Linked DNA regions of Homo sapiens: region 2 is linked to region 1. A link is a contact called in ENCODE Hi-C or POLR2A ChIA-PET data. All regions are on one chromosome and are shown on one strand. Each heading gives the region's core, a stretch centred on a gene start or an enhancer-like site at or near the end of the contact. The rest is flanking DNA. Distances are from core to core; before and after follow the strand shown.

What was found. A loop is a pair of places that touch in the nucleus more often than their neighbours do. ChIA-PET counts read pairs that join two places held with the same protein, here RNA polymerase II (POLR2A). Pooled maps may share reads with other maps.
Region 2: a map of Panc1 shows a loop between it and region 1 (2.3-fold over the local background). The contact joins the promoter of OCEL1 here to the promoter of ANKLE1 in region 1. A Hi-C loop is called at or near these places in 8 of 168 maps with a recorded cell type or tissue (Caco-2, Panc1, aorta and 5 more), 12 of 37 single-sample maps with no recorded cell type and 15 of 50 pooled maps. POLR2A ChIA-PET finds 5 or more read pairs at or near these places in 29 of 52 experiments (A549, B cell, CD4-positive, alpha-beta T cell and 22 more).

The regions. Positions count from the first base shown.
Region 1 is chr19:17,279,850-17,285,531 of GRCh38, reverse strand. ANKLE1 (ankyrin repeat and LEM domain containing 1) reads right to left here and starts at 3,631. Exons shown (of 9, transcript NM_152363.6): 1 at 3,550-3,631; 2 at 3,323-3,475; 3 at 2,771-2,876; 4 at 2,530-2,668; 5 at 1,570-2,307; 6 at 1,266-1,443; 7 at 1-101. The coding sequence starts at 3,611. RefSeq lists silencers at 3,620-3,709, 3,720-3,769.
Region 2 is chr19:17,222,365-17,228,046 of GRCh38, reverse strand. It overlaps OCEL1 (occludin/ELL domain containing 1), which reads right to left and starts at 1,821. Exons shown (of 6, transcript NM_024578.3): 1 at 1,731-1,821; 2 at 1,178-1,354; 3 at 848-1,053; 4 at 42-207. The coding sequence starts at 1,799. RefSeq lists enhancers at 553-1,226, 1,227-1,901 and silencers at 1,425-1,474, 1,495-1,614, 1,845-1,934.

The DNA.
Region 1 (5,682 bases), core at 2,382-4,881:
CCCTCGTCCCTTTGCCCACGTAGAAGATGGCACGGATGAAAGTCTGAAGGCGCTCAGCTGGGGTCAGTGAGAAGGCTCGGGCTGGCAGGTCCTGAGTCTCCCTGGATGAAGGGGATAGCTCAGACAGGGAAAAGTGGATACAGTGGTCCCCAGAGGCAGTCCTTAAAGTCACAACATATCTTGAACCCATGTCTAGTGACTCCTGATTACAGGATCAGAGAGAGTCAGCGGCTCCCCAAAGACATTCAGCAGCTTTCTTTTTTTTTTTTTTTGAGACAGAGTTTCACTCTTGTTCCCCAGGCTGGAGTGCAATGGCACAATCTCAGTTCACTGCAATCTCCACCTCCTGGGTTCAAGTGATTCTCCTGCCTCAGCCTCCTGAATAGCTGGGATTACAGGCATGCACCAACACACCTGGCTAATTTTGTATTTTTAGTAGAAATGGGGTTTCTCCACGTTGAACACGCTGGTCTCTAACTGCTGACCTCAGGTGATCCGCCCACCTCAGCCTCCCAAAGTGCTGGTATTACAGGCGTGAGCCACCATGGCCAGCCGGGGCTCATGCCTGTAATGCCAACACTTTGGGAGGCCAAGGCAGGAGGATCACTTGAGGCTGGGAGCTCAAGACCAGCCTGGCCAACATGGTGAAACTCCATATCTACTAAAATTACAAAAAAAATTAGCCAGGCATGGTGGCACATGCCTGTAATCCCAACTACTTGGGAGGCTGAGGCACAAGAATCACTTGAACCCAGGAGGCGGAGGTTGCAGTGAGCCAAGATTGCGCTACTACATTCCAGCCTGGGCGAAACAGTGAGACTCCGCCTCAAAAAAAAAAAAAAAAAAAGAGGCCGGTGCGGTGGCTCACACCTGTAGTCCCAGCATTTTGGGAGGCCAGGGTGGGTGGATTACCTGAGGTCAGGAGTTCGAGACCAGCCTGGCCAACATGGTGAAACCTCGTCTCTACTAAAAATACAAAAATTAGTCGGGCGTGGTGGCAGGTGCTTGTAATCCCAGCTACTTGAGAGGCTGAGACAAGAGGATTGTTTGAACCTGGGAGGTGGAGGTTGCAGTGAGCCGAGACGGCACCATTGTACTCCTGCCTTGGCAACAAGAGTGAAACTCCGTCTTAAAAAAATAAAAAAAAAGAAGAAGAAGCAGCTGATGATTCTAGGGCCAGTCCCTTTCTTAAGGGCACACAGCAAATAAAAACCAATCCCCAAATTTTCTAGTTTCTATTTCTGGGGCTTTCCTGCCCTGAGTACCTGGGGTCCAGCAGCAGATAGGTGAAGCTAGACTTCACGACCCCCTCCCGCCACCTCCTGGCAGGATCTGGCTGCTCAAACTGCTGGGCCAGCGCGTCTTCATCTGCCTGGACATCTGGAATACAGCCCGTCCGCAGGGCTGCAGCCAGTTCTAGGCTGTGCCCTGAAAACTCTGGGCCTGGAAGTCAAGGGAGATGGAGGAAGGGATGATTCTGAGATGGGGAGGAAAGTGGGGCTGAGAGCTGGGGTTCTCCGGGAGATTCCTGGAGGCTCCCTGGACTCCATGTGCCCTGGGAAGACTAACCAGGAGCAATCTGGGCTTCTTCCAGCTGCTGGTGGTACAACTGCCTGGTGAAGGGTGTGATGGGGTGAGGATTCTCACCAAGTGCTCGGAGTCCCTTCAGCAACTCCAAGTCAGACACAGTGGAGACTGGCAGGTGCCGGCAAGGGCCGACAGGTTCCCTGCCACCTGTAGAGCTTGCCTCATCCTCTGTCAGCCAGAGCGTGGCCATGTCACTATCAATGGATGTCTGGTGCTCCCACAGGCAGTGGCAGTCAGAAGCTCCAGGGGTTGGTGTCCGTGGGGGGCTATGAGCTGGACTCCTGTCCAGGAGAGGCATGGAGGAAGGGGAGGACTGGAAGCCAGCAGCATTTGGTGGGGTCAGAGTCAGGGCCTGCAGACGGGCATTCAGTTCTGCCTCCGTGCCCTGAGACCTAGGTACCCTCTGGTTGGCATGGACAACATGCAGAAGTCCCTGCCTGGTCGGTGGCAATGACCCAGCCCAGGGGGGAGTGTCCGAGGCTGGGTCCTCAGCTCCAGAGACCTCAACCGCTGTGACGAAAGAGGCGTCTGAGCTGTAATCCCAGTGCCCTGGAGGGGACGCCGAGCTCCCATGTTTGTCCACAGTTTCAAGGGGAACAGGGAGGCTGGGGGGTCCTGGGTCAGCCTCCAAGCCAATGTCCCTGTTGTCACCTCTGCATGGCTGCTTTTGGAGTGCTATGGAGTCCAGCGTCTCATCGGTAGGTCCAGAGAGGCCTGGGGCTGCAGGTGAGAGTGGGGGCCAGAGAGGAGAGGAGGAGGGATGAGACAGCGATGAGAATAGGATCAAACAGAAAAAGGAGATCAGAGTGTCTGAGGCCGAAAGAGCTGGCCACAAATAGTGGATGTGAGACGGTCAGAACCAATGGGTGGGGTGGGGAAGACCCTGGATGTCAGGGACTGGTCCAGAAGTCAAGCCCCAGCAGCCCTGCAGGCCCTACTCACTGCCAGGTGCAGGCTCGGGCTCCTGAGTCTCTGCCCCGATCCGGGTCCGGGTCCTGGTCCGCGTGTCGAGATCCTGCAGGACTCGCGCGCACTCCAGGTGTCCCTGCTGCAGGGCCAGGTCCAGCGGCCGGAGTCCGTCCTACAGGGGCGCGGTCAGCAGGGGGCGCCCGAGGCCCTCTTACCTTCCTTCCCTCCCTCTGGGCTCACCCAGCCTTTCTTTGCCCGCGCAGTGCCTCCCAACCTGGTCGCGCAGCGCCGGGTCCGCTCCTTGGCTCAGCAGCAGCTCCAGGCCGCGGCGGCAGCCCCACGCGGCGGCCACATGCAGCGGCGTCAGTGCCTCGACAGATCTGGGGCGGCAGCGCAAGAGGGGTCATTGCGGACTCAGCCTCCCGGCAGGAACCCCGATCTCCGCTCTGGGGACCTGGAGCCTTCGTTCTCGGCCTCCCGGATCTCCGCCGTCCACCCTGGTACACTGCCCTTGGAACCTAGATGCTATGACCTCAGGCCAGGACCCAAACCTCTGCCGTCTGACCCTGGTGCCTCCACTCCAATATCCGAACCCTTGATCCCCACTTTGGTCCTAGCGCAGCCCCATTCCACGCCCTCGGTCTGGGACCCCAGCGCCTCCCTCGAGCCCTAGCCCCTGCCCTTGGACCCCCAAGTTCCCTCCCCAAGATCCCCTAAACCCCACCCTCGAGCCCCGAGGCCTGGCCCGGGATGATGGGGCGCCCCTTCCCGGATTCCCAGACTTCGGCTTGGGGAGACCCCGCCCCGGACCCAGGCTCTATCTTACCGAGCGTTGGGGTCCCCGCCTTGGCGCAGTAGGGCCCCGAGGCAACGCAGGCCGCGCGGGTGCCGGGCTCCGGCCGCCAAGTGCACAGCCGCTGCGCCGTCCTCTAGCACCAAATTAGGGTCCGCGCCGCAGCGCAGCAGCTCCTCTACTGCCCTGCAAACACCGCGGTCAGAGTGGACCCCGGCCAAAGACCCCCACTCCTGGCCCGCCCCCGGCCCCGCCCTCACCACGGCTCCTCCTCCCGCAGCGCATCCCGCAACCTGCGAGCCAGGCGGGCCTCCGAGCACATGCCCTGGCTGGGTCCGAAGCGCACCGCCTGGTCGGTCGATTTCCTACTTCCCGCGGGGGGCTTGTGGGCATGCGCCGCTCCTCCCCTCGGCTCGGGGGGCCCCTCTCCAGGGCCGAGCAGGGTTCCCAGCCAGGCTGCCCCGCGCCGCACGGGGGTCCACATCGGGGTTCGAGAGCTTTAGTGTCCTCAGGGGCCCTTGACACCCGGAGGCGCTCAAGCAGGGTCTGGGACCGCCGATAAGAGCCCGGGTGGGAGGATGCCACCGGGTGTGCCACTATCTCATTTAAAAACGGGAAACGCGAAGGCACCCGGCTCGAGTGGGTGGAGCTACGATTAAGAAAGTCCGGGGTGCCCCAGGTCATTAAGTCTCAGGGAATCTTCTTCAAGGGTGGCCTCTGGCAGGGAGCACGGCCTTATGAGAGGCTTAGGCCGGGCACGGTGGCTCACACCTGTAATCCCAGCACTTCGGGAGGCCCAGGCAGGAGGGTTGCTTGAGCTCTGGGGTTCGAGACCAGCCTGGGCAACTTGGATAAACCCAGTCCCTACAAAAAAATACAAAAAACTAGCCGGGCGTGGGTGGCTTGCACCTGTGGTCCCAGCTACTTGGGAGGCTGAGTTGGTAGAATCTCTTGAGCCCGGAAGTTCGAGGATGCAGTGAGCCATGATCACACCACTGCACTCCAGCCTGGGCAACAGAGCAAAACTCTGTCTCAGAAAATAAATAAATACATAAAATAGAGGCTTCAATTTCCAACCCCCAGGCCGAGGGCCCAGCTCACGCCTTTAAGCACAGTGCTTTGGGAGGCTGAGGAGAGAAGATCGTTTGAGCCTACTAGTTTGTTGTTGCTTTTCTTTTCTTTTAGTGAGTGCAGGAGTTTGAGACCAGCCTGGGCAACGGAGTGAGGCCCTATTTTTTTTTTTTTTTTTTTTTTTTTTTTTGAGCCGGATCTTACCCTGTCGCCCAGGCTGGAGTGCAGTGGCGCAATCTGGGCTCACTGCAACATTTGCCTCCCAGGTTCAAGCTATTCTGCCTCGGCCTCCCAAGTAGCTGGGATTACAGGCATGTGCCACCACTCTCGGCTAATTTTTGTATTTTTAGTAGAGATGGGGTTTCACCATGTTGTCCAGGCTGGTCTTGAGCTCCTGATCTCAGGTGATCCGCCCGCCTCGGCCTCCCAAAGTGCTAGGATTACAGGCGGAGACCTTGTCTTTGTTTTATTTATTTATTTATTTTTGAGACGGAGTTTTGCTCTTGTTGCCCAGGCTGGAGTGCAGTGGTGTGATCTCAGCTCACTGCAACCTCCTCCTCCAGGGTTCAACAGCTTCTCCTGCCTCAGCCTCCCCAGTAGCTGGGATTACAGGCATGCACCATCACGCCTAATTTTTTATTTTTAGTAAAGACGGGGTTTCACCATGTTGGTCAGGCTGGTCTCGAACTCCTGACCTTGTGATCCGCCCACCTCGGCCTCCCAAAGTGCTGAGATTACAGCCGTGAGCCACTGCGCCTGGCCAAGACCCCGTCTTTAAAAACAATTTTTAAAAAATTTCCAGTCCCCGTTCTGCGTTGCCCATTTTCAATCCAGCGGAACTAGGACTTCAGTATTTTGGAGGGCTGGACCTCTGAGAGTCTTAGTGTCCCATCTGCAAAATGTGAGAATCCTAACGAGGTTGATGCGGGGATTGAACAGGGGCTTGGGCACAAGGGCCTGACACACGATAGGTTCCAAAAAATGCTCATAGGGAGGAAAAGCAGTCACTCAATAAAGCTGTTTGTGTTTATTTTTGAGATAGGGTCTTGCTCTGTCACCCAGGCTAGAGTGCAGTGGCGCGATGACAGCTCACTGCAGCCTCGACCTCCTAGGTTCAAGTGATCCTCCCACTTCAGCCTCTCAAGTAGCTGGGAATCACAGGCGTGAGCCACCGAGCCTGGCTTAATTTTTGCATTTCCTGTAGAGACAGGAAATGTTGCTATGTTGTCCAGCGTGGTCTTGAACTCCTGGCCTCAAGCAACCCTCCTATCATGGCCTCAGTACTGCTGATGGAGCTCTTAAACCTCCCCCTTAGGGATGTA
Region 2 (5,682 bases), core at 572-3,071, 56 kb after region 1:
TCAGAAGGGCTGCGGGGCAGGGCTTTCTCCCTAGTGCTGACCTGGCTTTGGGGTGGGGGCAGGGAGCTCAGCAGGGCCTCCAGCTGCCTGAGCTTTGCCTGTGCACACCCCACCTCGTGCTGGAGCTCCAAGAACTCTCCGTACTGGTCCTGGAACACTGCGACATAGCGGCTCCGTTCCCTCTCACTGCTCACTGGCGGGTACTTACTACCAGGTTGAAGAGGGTCAGAGTGTGAGTGTAAAGAACCCCACTCTTTCCCCCAGTCAGTGTAATTTGCTTTTCTTTGTCCATGCTGGGCCCCTACTAGAAACGTTCCTTTTCTCTCCCTCTTTTAATTTATTTATTATTATTTTTTGAGATAGAGTCTTGCTCTGTTGTCCAGGCTGGAGTGCAGTGTAGCGATCTCAGCTCACTGCAACCTCCACCTCCCGGGTTCAAGCAATTCTCCCACCTCAGCCTCTTCAGTAGCTGGGATTACAGGCATGCGCCACTATATCCAGCTAATTTTTGTGTTTTTAGTAGAGACGGGGTTTCACAATGTTGGCCGGGCTGGTCTCGAACTCCTGACCTCAGGTGATCCGCCTGCCTCAGCCTCCCAAAGTGCTGGGATTACAGGCATGAGCCACCGCGCCTCGCCTATTTATTTATTTATTTTCGGAGACGGGATCTCACTGTGTTGCCCAGGCTGGAGTGCAGTGGCTTATTCACAGGGACAATCCCACTACTGATCAGCAAGGGATCCTTTCCTTTCTACTCTTTGGTAAACTCTTATTCAACTATCAAAGCCCCAGCCTCAGTGCCCCTCTCCTGATCCCAGGCATGAAGAATCACATGGGGGACACTCACAGCTCATAGTCGGGCACTGGGTGGGGCCTAGGCTTATGCCCCTTAGGGATGGCTCCAATAGGCTTCTTGGCGCCCAGGAGGGCCTGGGAGAGCAACTCATCCTCAAACACAATCTTCTTGGTCTTTGCCTTGTGGGGTCCCGGCTGGGGCTGGCACGGAGGGCGGGGGGCGCTGGTTTTGAGGCCTCGGGGCGCCAGTCCCTGCAGCTGCCACAGGAATCGTGGTCTGGAGTTAAATCGGGGTGTCGGGAAACCGGAGTCCCTCAAACTGGAGGGGCTAAATCTTTTGCCTAGAGGCCCGGCCTGGGGACCCCCTCCCGGTCAGGCTCACCGGGGGCCCAGGCCCAGGCGGGTGAGTATGCAGGTGCCCCCGGGAGCCGCGAGTCTTTGGGGGCTCCCGGGTGGGCATCGGCCTCCGGGAGAAGCAGCTCAGGGGTTTCCGGGCTGATGGGCGGGTCCTGCGGGGGGCGTCGTGTCCCGCGCGCGGCGGGGGTGGTCTGCGGGCGGCCTGTGGGTGGACACGCGGAGAGGACACGCCTGACGACGCGCACGGAGAAAGGACGCGCGGGCAGCTCGGCCGAAGAGCGGCCAACTCTCACCCCGCGGGAGCAGAGTTCCCCAGAACGACCGCTATTTGCATAGACGCACGCGATTGGTCCGCAGCGACGTCCAGACCCCGCCCACGACTGCGCAACCCAAATAAGCGCTATGTAAATGAACTCTGACGTCGCCGCGCAGCCTGGGACCGGCTCGAGTTAACCCCCGCGCTGCCGGAGCCTCGACCTCCAGGGCGCGCAGAGCCCACAGACGACCGCGCCCGAGGAGCTCCTCGGGACCTCCGCCCCACCTGCAAGGCCGTCCGGCTCGCTACCGCCCCGGGTCACCTGTCCCAGCGTCTGGAGCTCCGAGCCTGGATCTGCTGTCGGAGAGGCACTTCCGTCCGGGTTGTGCATTTACTGCAGGATGGACCCGACTGGCGGGGTCGCTCAGCAGGGCTGGGGGCGGGGTCTGACGAAAGGGGGCTGGGCCTGACGGCCTGGGGGCGGGGCTGACCTGGCTGGGCGTGGCCACACACCTTCGAAACATGGTCGACTCCGACCTCGACCCTCAAGTTTGTCTGAAAAAACGGGATGGTTTTGCAAATTTAAACTTATTTATTTTTTTCAGCAATTATATGAAAAAAATTTTTTAACAAGAGTCTCACTTGCCCAGGCTGGAATGCAGTGGCGTGATCTCGGCTCACTGCAGCCTCCGCCTCCCGGGTTCAAGCGGTTCTCCTGCCTCCGGCTCCCGAGTAGCTGGGACTACATGCGCACACTTCCACGCCCAGCTAATTTTTTGCTGTTGTTGTTGTTTGTATTTTTAGTAGAGACGGGGTTTCGCCACATTGGCCAGGCTGGTCTCAAACTTCTGACGTCAAGTGATCCGTCCGCCTCGGCCTCCCAAAGTGCTGGGATTACAGGTGTGAGCCACCGCGCCCGCCCGGAGTTTCGTCATTTTAGCCAGGCTGGTCTTGAACAGCTTCCGGGACTCAAGCAATCCGCTTGCCTCGGCCTCCCAAAGTGCTGGGTTACAGGCGTGAGCCACCGCACCCGCCCCTTTCTTTCTTTTTCTTTTATTTCTTTTAAGGGCGAGCAGGTGGTGTTAGATGGCATCTTTACTGAACAGTACTGTTCCTGGCAGAGCAGAGCTAACTTATAGACAGTGTGCCCCAAATCGGCCTTTTATATATATATATATAGAGAGAGAGAGAGAGAGAGGCTGTGTTGCCCAGGCTGGAGGGCATGATCATGGCTCACTGTGGCCTCGACCTCCTTCCTAGCCTCAATTGATCCTTCCACCTCAGCCTCCCAAATAGCTGGAACCACAGGTGACACAACGCCTCCCTAATTTTTGTGTTTTTTGTAGAGACGGGATCTCGCCGCGTTGCTCAGGCTGGTCTTGAACTCCCGAGTTCCAGCAATCCACCCGCCTCAGCCTCCCACAGTGCTGGGATTACAGGTGTGATCCCATAATCGTGCTTGGCATTTTTTTTTTTTTTTTTTTTTTTTTTTTTTGAGAGGAAATGTCCTTATGGGTCCAGGCTGTTTTCCAACTCCTGGACTCAAGCGATCCTCCTGCCTCAGCCTCCTGTCTGGGATGTGTGTATTTTACATTTGGAACATACTGCCAAGTTACTCCTTAGTGAGATTGTACCATTTATGCTCCAAGAGATACAGGGGTTTTCCCACAACCTTGGCGGCACTGGCATGATAACGGATTCCCTCACCTGTACTTTCTTTTCTTTTTTTTTTTTTTTTGAGACGGAGTCTCGCTCTGTCTCCTAGGCTGGAGTACAGTGGCGCGATCTCGGCTCACTGCAAGCTCCGCCTCCAGGGTTCAAACCATTCTCCTGCCTCAGCCTCCTGAGTAGCTGGGACTACAGGCGCCCACCACCACGCCCGGCTAATTTTTTCTATTTTTTAGTAGAGACGAGGTTTCACCGTGTTAGCCAGGATGGTCTCGATCTCCTGACCTCGTGATCCGCCTGCCTCGGCCTCCCAGCGTGCTGGGATTACAGGCGTGAGCCACAGCGCTGGCCCCTCACCTGTACTTTCAAAGTTGAAAATATTGCCTACTAAGGCTAGGCGCGGTGGCTCACGCCTGTAATCCTAACACTTTGAGAGGCCGAGGCGGGCGGATCACAAGGTCAGGAGTTCGAGACCAGCCTGGCCAACATAGTGAAACCCCGTCTCTACTAAAAATATAAAAAATTAGCCAGGTGTGACGGCGGGCGCCTGTAATCCCAGCTACTTGGGAGGCTGAGGCAGGAGAATCGCTTGAACCCGGGAGGCAGAGGTTGCAGTGAGCCAAGATTGCGCCAGTGCACTCCAGCCTGGATGACAGTTGAGAGACTGTCTCAAAAAAAAGGAAATATTGCCTAGTGTATGAGTGAAAAAATTTAGAGACTATTTCTCTATTTCGTAATTCTTTTCCTGTTATATCCTGCAAATGTTTTTTCTTGTTGATTTTTAGAAGTTCTTCAAATGTCAGCCGGGCAAGGTGGCTTATGCCTGTAATCCCAGCACTCTGGGAGGCCGAGGTGGGTGGACCACTTGAGGTCAGGAGTTCAAGACCAGCCTGGCCAGCATGGTGAAACCCCGTCTCTACTAAAAATACAAAAATTAGCCAGGCATGGTAGCACACACCTGTAATCCCAGCTACTCAGGAGGCTGAGGCAGGAGATCACTTGAAACCGGGAGGCGGAGGTTGCAGTGAGCCACGATTGTGCTGCTGTACCACTCCAGCCTGGGCGACTCCAAAAAAAGTTCTTCAAATGTCAACAAAATTCGTTTAAGCAGGCAGTGTATCTTTTTTTATTGCTGCTATAAATGGGATGCTTTAATACATTTTAAAGCTATATACATATATAGTATACAAGAAATGAATTTTTAAATATCTATAAGTCTCTTGCTAGCTTAAGGAATTCTTTTATTGAAATATTTTTAGTCACATCGCTTGGGCCTATCATATATACGGTCATATCATCTGCAAATAATTTTGCCTTCTCATTTCTTATTTTTCTTCTCTTATTTTTCAATCTCATTTCTTTTTTTCTTGTTGTTTGTTTTAGAGATGGGGTCTCACCGTGTTGCACAGTCTGGAGTGCAGTGGCACGATCATAGCTCAGTGCAGCATGATCACTTGGGCTCCTGGGCTCAAGTGATCATTTGCCTCAGCCTCCTGAATAATTGGTACTATAGGCACGCACCACCACACCTGGATAATTTTTTTTTTTTAGACGGAGTCTTGCTCTGTCTCCCAGGCTGGAGTGCAGTGGTGTGATCTCGGTTCACTGCTACCTCCGCCTCCTGGGCCAAGCAATTCTCCTGGCTCAGCCTCTTGAGTAGCTGGGATTACAGGTGCCCGCCACCATGCCTGGCTAATTTTTGTATTTTTAGTAGAGACAGGGTTCTACCATCTTGGCCAGTGTGGCCTGGTGAGCCAACCAGGTGGCCTACACCTGGATAATTTTTAAATTTTTATTGGTAGAGATGGGGTCTCGCTATGTTGCCCAGTCAGGTCTTAAACTCCTAGGCTCAAGCAGTCCTCCTGCTTCAGCCTCCCAAGTAGTTGAGACTAAAGACATGAGCCACCATGCCTGGCATTTTATTTATTCTATTGACAGGGTCTTGCTATTGTTGCCCAGGCTAGTCTCTATCTTCTGGCCTCAAGCAATCCTCCTGCCTCAGCCTTTGAAGTATCTGGGACCACAGGCGTGCACCACCATATTTGGCCCCATTTCTTTTTTTCTTTTTTTTTCTTTTTTTTTTTTTTTGAGACGAAGTCTCGCTCTTTTGCCCAGGCTGGACTGCAGTGGCGCTATCTTGGCTCACTGCAAGCTCTGCCTCCTGGGTTCACGCCGTTCTCCTGCCTCAGCCTCCCGAGTAGCTGGGACTACAGGTGCCCGCTACCATGCCCGGCTAATTTTTTTTTTGTATTTTTAGTAGAGACGGGGTTTCACCGTGTTAGCCAGGATGGTCTCGACCTCCTGACCTCTAGATCCACCCGCCTCGGCCTCCCAAAGTGCTGGGATTACAGGCGTGAGCCACCGCACCCAGCCTCTTTTTTTCGTCTAGTTGTGCTGACTACCACCTCAAGACTATGTTACATTATGGAGGCAGGGCGACTGTAAGCATCCTTCCCCATTCCATTCCCCCCGTTTTTTTGTTTTTGTTTTTTCAGATGGAGTCTCATTCTGTTACCCAGGGTGGAGTGTAGTGGTGCGATCTTGGCTCACTGCAACTTCTGCCTCCTGAGTTCAAGTGATTCTCCTGCCTCAGCCTTCTGAGTAGC